Linked DNA regions of Homo sapiens: region 2 is linked to region 1. Evidence: read pairs that join two places in POLR2A ChIA-PET (ENCODE). Cell type or tissue: GM12878. All regions are shown on one strand. Links, peaks and the distances in the headings refer to the core of each region. The heading gives the core; the rest is flanking DNA.

What was found. ChIA-PET counts read pairs that join two places held together with the same protein. Peaks named below come from ENCODE experiments on the same cell type or tissue, not always from the same donor. Only the 100,000 strongest peaks of a DNase experiment are listed, where the experiment ranks them.
Region 2: POLR2A ChIA-PET joins it to region 1 with 17 read pairs; 5 of 35 experiments call an interaction of 5 or more read pairs at or near these places.

The regions. Positions count from the first base shown.
Region 1 is chr10:102,795,232-102,798,045 of GRCh38, reverse strand. WBP1L (WW domain binding protein 1 like) reads right to left here. Exons shown (of 4, transcript NM_001083913.2): 2 at 1-53. Among named protein-coding and RNA genes, the nearest start is that of CYP17A1-AS1, 36 kb to the left of the region's middle. RefSeq lists an enhancer at 1,687-1,736. In GM12878, for the core only: no CTCF peak of the experiment used is centred there; a DNase peak (open chromatin) is centred at 1,485; H3K4me3 peaks cover 737 bases; H3K27ac peaks cover 2,025 bases.
Region 2 is chr10:102,719,596-102,722,409 of GRCh38, reverse strand. All of the region lies in intron 1 of SFXN2 (sideroflexin 2), which reads right to left. Among named protein-coding and RNA genes, the nearest start is that of SFXN2, 6.4 kb to the right of the region's middle. In GM12878, for the core only: no CTCF peak of the experiment used is centred there; no DNase peak of the experiment used is centred there.

The DNA of each region.
Region 1 (2,814 bases), core at 217-2,716:
CCTGTGTCACAGATGTAGCTTTGATTGTTGGTACCCACACAGGCTTCCTTATCCTAAAAAATTAAAAAAGCATGTTAGCATATTAAATGACAGCTTTTGAACACTTTCCTTCTCATCATTGTCCTCCTGGTTGTCTATTCACCAGCCCCCAAAACAGTTTGTATCAATGTTTATTCCATTAAGAAAATCAACTTTGGCCAGGCGCGGTGGCTCACACCTGTATTGCCAGCACTTTGGGAGGCCGAGGCAGGCAGATCGCGAGGTCAGGAGTTCGAGACCAGCCTGACCAACATGATGAAATCCCGTCTCTACTAAAAATATAAAAATTAGCCAGGCGTGGTGGTGCGCGCCTGTAATCCCAGCTACTCAGGAGGTTGAGGCAGGAAAATCGCTTGAACAAGAGAGGCAGAGATTGCAGTGAGCCAAGATCACGCCACTGCACTCCAGCCTGGGCGACAGAGCGAGACTCCATCTCAAAAATAAAAAATAAAAAAGACAAACAAACAAAAAAAACTTTAAAAGATTTACACAACAACAACAGAGTTTAGGGGAAAAAATATGGTTTATTAAAGAGGAGAGGAGATTCAGGACACAAAAGCAATTGGCAGAGTGAAGTTTTCCTCAGACAGGACAGGCAAGGGCTGCCTCACTTTAGGTCCAAGTAGAAACATTTCATGTTCCGGTGCTAACCTCAGCCGGTAGGAGGGTGATGATTCCCTGGTAATTAGCAGTACATTTTAAATAAAACTGGCTTTTCTGTGAAACTTCCTGGAATAATTAAAGCGGTATGTATTCTAGGATTAGCATCTGCTCAGTTATTCCATTCTTCTTTTTAAAACACTTTCTCTCCAAGGTTAATTCACAGTGTGATCCTAAAGAGGGCAACAACAAAAAAAATCTACAACTGAAATTCTTTACTTTTCAATAAAGGGCCGAACTGCTCAGATAACCCAGTCTAATTTCAATCTGCTAGATCATTTTTGCTTATTGAAAAAGAATCCTGACTGGATCCAGGATTCATACTGTCCCTTGTCAGGGACACTCACATAAAGGGCACTACTGAGTGGCCATCTAGCTGTCTGCCAAATTCTGTCCACAGCACTGGTGGATGAGGATGGAGGGGAACTTTAAAAAAAAGTTTCACATGTAAGATATAAAATACCTCCCAGACCAACGTTAACCTCAGCCCAAAATGTACTTGGGGCCACTATGCAGATGACGAAACCTGTAAGGCATCTGCTATATGTGGCCTTCAACATTTCTTCATTCTAAACAATAACACAGTCACTTACTGGACGCTGTCTTTGTGCCAAGCATTGTGTTGGGTTCAAGGGATACAAAGATGAATAAGACATTGTCCTTATCCCCAAGAAGCTCAGAGTTAAGAAGGAAAAAAGCCCTGCTCAGCAAATAAACTAAAGCCACAGTATTTGCGGCAACTCAGGCTGGCCCTGCCCACAGTGCACATCCGGCGGACAGCTGCCAGTGGAAACTGAAGTCACATGGTCGGCTCCTCCTCTCTGGGCCATGCTTTACTACACTGTCTACTTGGCCAAGGGTATACACCAGGCACTCCAGTGACTGTCTACAGGGCTAGAGGCTGGGCAGAAACAGGACTGGCACCTGAAGCCACACGGAGAGGACAAGAGAAAGCACAGGACTGAAAACCAGTTCCCCGGCTTAGTGCACGTTTCCACCATAAATCTTTAGGTGTTTCTTGGTCTTAAAAACTTTACATTCTGATATGACAGTTTAGAAAGAAGGAAACGAGAAATTCATAAACCCTGACAATGAGGCCCTCACAACATTGCACGCAGAGTTCCTTCTATGTGCTCCTTCCCCCGCCGCCCCACCACCACCCTCCCATGTCCACCATAAGCAAAATGAGACACTGGCTATCAAGTTGGATTTCTCATACCATCTACTTAATCCTGTACTAAAAGTGAAAAACAGAATGATTTCTACTGGCCATGTATGCCATTCACACCATCATAGCTGAAAAACCATTAAGTTGAACCATCGCAAGTTGTGGACCATCTAAATATCTTGTCCCCTGTACTTCTTCCTCCTTCCGTTTTCACCATCCCATGCCCACCACAAACAAAATGAGACACTGGCTATCTAGTCAACTTCTCCTCTGAAGCCTGGTGCGTGTGGAAAAAGCAGATCTATGCTTGCTACTTTGGCCAGAACACACACTCTTTGACTTCAGAGCAAAACATGCCTTTCATAAAAACATCAGAAAGTTTCTCCCCAGTTTACCAGGCCCTGCGAATGCCATTCTTCCGGCACTGGCTTAAAAGAGCACAGTTCAAAGTGTCCACATAGTTTCTAAAAGAGGCAGTGGTGCCTACACTTGGCACAAGAAAGAATCCAATGACACTTCTGTCTCAGGAAAATTCACCAGAGGCAGCCCAGGCTCGGAACACATGGCTGTCAACTGGTCTTAAGTGAGACATAGAGTGGAATGCATTTGAAATCTAAACAAGTGGCATCCTCATGACCTACTGCTGTCAGTCAGCTTTTCTCTCGGATCTTCTGTGCACCGAGGCAGGGGGCCTGGAATAAACAAGACCTCACTCTGCTTCACCGTTCTGCCTCCGCTTTCCCAGGGAGAGCAGAACAGTGGAAGCATCATTTAATCCAGTGTTCCTCAAACAGTTTTTAACACAGTACGGAAGTTTCTCGGCTTACGATGGGGTCATGTTCTGGTAAACCCATCATAAATTGAAAATATCGTCAGTCAAAAATGCATTTAACACAGTTAATCTACTGAACAGCATAGCTTAGCCTAGCTTACCTTAAACTGCTCGG
Region 2 (2,814 bases), core at 132-2,631, 76 kb after region 1:
CATGACAGCAGTAATATCAAGGACAGGAGGGGAGAATTGGGAGGACTCCATTCTAAGGTACTTGCACACTCCATGCAGTGGTATAGTGTTATTTGAAAGTGGATTTGGATTAGTCATAAATGTACATTGCAGACTCCTGGGCAACCACTAAAAAGGTTTTCAAAAGAAGTATAATTGATATGCTAAGAGAGGAGAGAAAATGGAGTCATACAAAAAAAGCTGACGCTTTTAAATGTTTGCCTGAAAGCTTCAGGGAGTCATTGAAAGACTTTAAGAAGAAGAGTGACAAGATCAGATATGTAGTTTACTAAGAACAAACTGGGTAGTCATGAGAATAAACAGGATGTGGATGGACCTCACGGGATGCAGGGAGACCAGCTGGACGAGAACCCCAGTAATCCAGGCAAGAAGAGGTAGGGCTCAAATGAACCCACGTGCACTCAGAGGAGAGACCAACAGGAGAGAATCTTTCAAAGAAGCGGAATGTTAAGGTCTGCTAAGCAATAGGTATAAGAGGAACATTTTATCAGTCAAGGTTCAACCAGAGAAGCAGAATCAGTAGATTACAGACAGACAGACAGGTAGATACCAAAACATAACATGGGGCAACATGGAGTTCCTCTAACTCCTGAGCTCAAGCAATCTGCCTGCCTTGGCCTCCCAAAGTGCCAGGATTACAGGTGTGTGCCACTGCACCTGGCTATGACACACACATATACATATTTTATATATTTCTAAAATATATTTGTATACTATAATATATATTTTCTAAATATATAAATTATATAACTATATAAATATATAATTTTTTAAATTTATAGATATAGCAACATATATTTATAATATATAAATTTATATATACATTTATTTATATAGACATGAATTACGTTTAAATATAACATATAAAAATAATATATAAACATAAATAATTCATATAGCTATATAAAATCATATATAAATATATAACTTTATATGTTATAAATATATGTTGATCTATCTATATAGATTTTATAATTTTTTCTTCTTTTTTTAGGCAGGGTCTCAGCTGGTTGCCCAGGGTAGAGTGGAGTGGTGCAATCATAGCTCACTGTAATCTCAAACTCCTGGGCTCAAGGAATCCTCCCATCTCATCCTCCCTAAGTGCTGGGATTACAGGCATGCACCACTCCTGGCCTAAATATATATAATGCTGACGTAATATAATATTGATAAAATATAGAAATTGATTTATCACAAGGAATTAGCGAATTGGCTCACATAACTGTGGCTGTTGGCTAGGCAATCCTGAAGTCAGCAGGGCAGGCGGCCAGCAACAGACCATCCCAGGGGAGAGGGAGCAACGCGGGTAATGGCTCAGAGTCCAGAACCTCAGAGGGGGTTCAGGGGTGTTCTAGCCCTCCTTTAAAGGGCTTCCACCTGATTAGGTCAGGCCACCCAGGATAATCTCCCTTTTGATTAACTTAAAGCCAAACAATTGAGGAATTTAATTAGGTCTGCAAAATCCCCTCACAGCAGCACCTAGATTACTGTTTGTCTGAAGAGCTGGAAGATGGTGTGTGTGTGCTCCTGGGTAGCCACTATAACTGGAATATACCAGAGAGGGAATCCCGGGAGTCTTGCTTAGCTTAGCCAAGTTGACACATGACAAATATCCAGAGTGATACCTAGGGTTTCTGACTTGGGCGATAGGTGCTAACAGGGAGAGCACAGAAAAATTGGCTTTGAGGGAGAAAATATTAATAGTAAGCTTGATTTCTGCATGTTAAGTTTCAAATACCATGGGATTTTTTTTTTTTTTTGAGACAGGGTCTTGCTCTGTTGCCCAGGTGGGAGTACAGTGGTATGATCATGGCTCACTACTCCAGCCTCCACCTCCCAGGCTCAAACGATCCTCTGACCTTAGCCTCTCAAGTAGCTGGGACCACAGGCATGTGCCAACATGCCCGGCTAGTTTTTGTATTTTTTGTAGAGACAGGGTCTCCCTATGTTGCTAGGCTGGTCTCAACTCCTGAGCTCAAGGGATCTACCTGCCTCAGCCTCCCAAAGTGCTGGGATTACAGGAGTGAGCTACCAGCCCCGGTCCTGCCATGGGTTTTTTTTTTTTTTTTTTTTTTTTTTGAGAGGGAGTCTTGCTCTGTCACCCAGACTGGAGTGCAGTGGTGCGATCTCGGCTCACTGCAACGTCCACCTCCTGGGTTCAAGCAATTCTCCTGCCTCAGCCTCCTGAGTAGCTGGGATTACAGGTGCGTGCCACCACACCCAGCTAATTGTTTGTATTTTTAGTAGAGACGCGGTTTCACCGTGTTAGCCAGGATGGTCTCGATCTCCTGACCTCGTGACCCATTACCCGCGTCGGCCTCCCCAAGTGTTGGGATTACAGGCGTGAGCCACCAAGCCCGGCCGGGATTTTCTTAAATGCAATAGGCCTCTTCCTGTCTCAGGTCCTTTCCAAACACAATACTCAAAAGCTAGTCTTTCCTCTCTTCACTAAATAGTACCTATTTGTCCTTTTATTTTTTTGTACAAATAATTTTCAGATTTACTTCTATAGCTTCTACTACTAGGTCATTTTGTTTTTTTCTTGGAAATAGCACCTTAGCTAAGTTAAATAATTCACCTGTGAAGTGAGGTGGTATGTTCATTTTGCTCACGACTGTCACCCCAGTGCCTAGCACAATATTCAAGTATTTGCTGAATAAGAAGTTCATCAGCCTGTGGGTATTCAGGCTTGAAAGGAAACAGAGGTCAGAGCTAGAAGGAAAAAACTGAGTCAGCAGCATCGAGGTGATTTACGATAAAGTTTTCCAGTGAGAA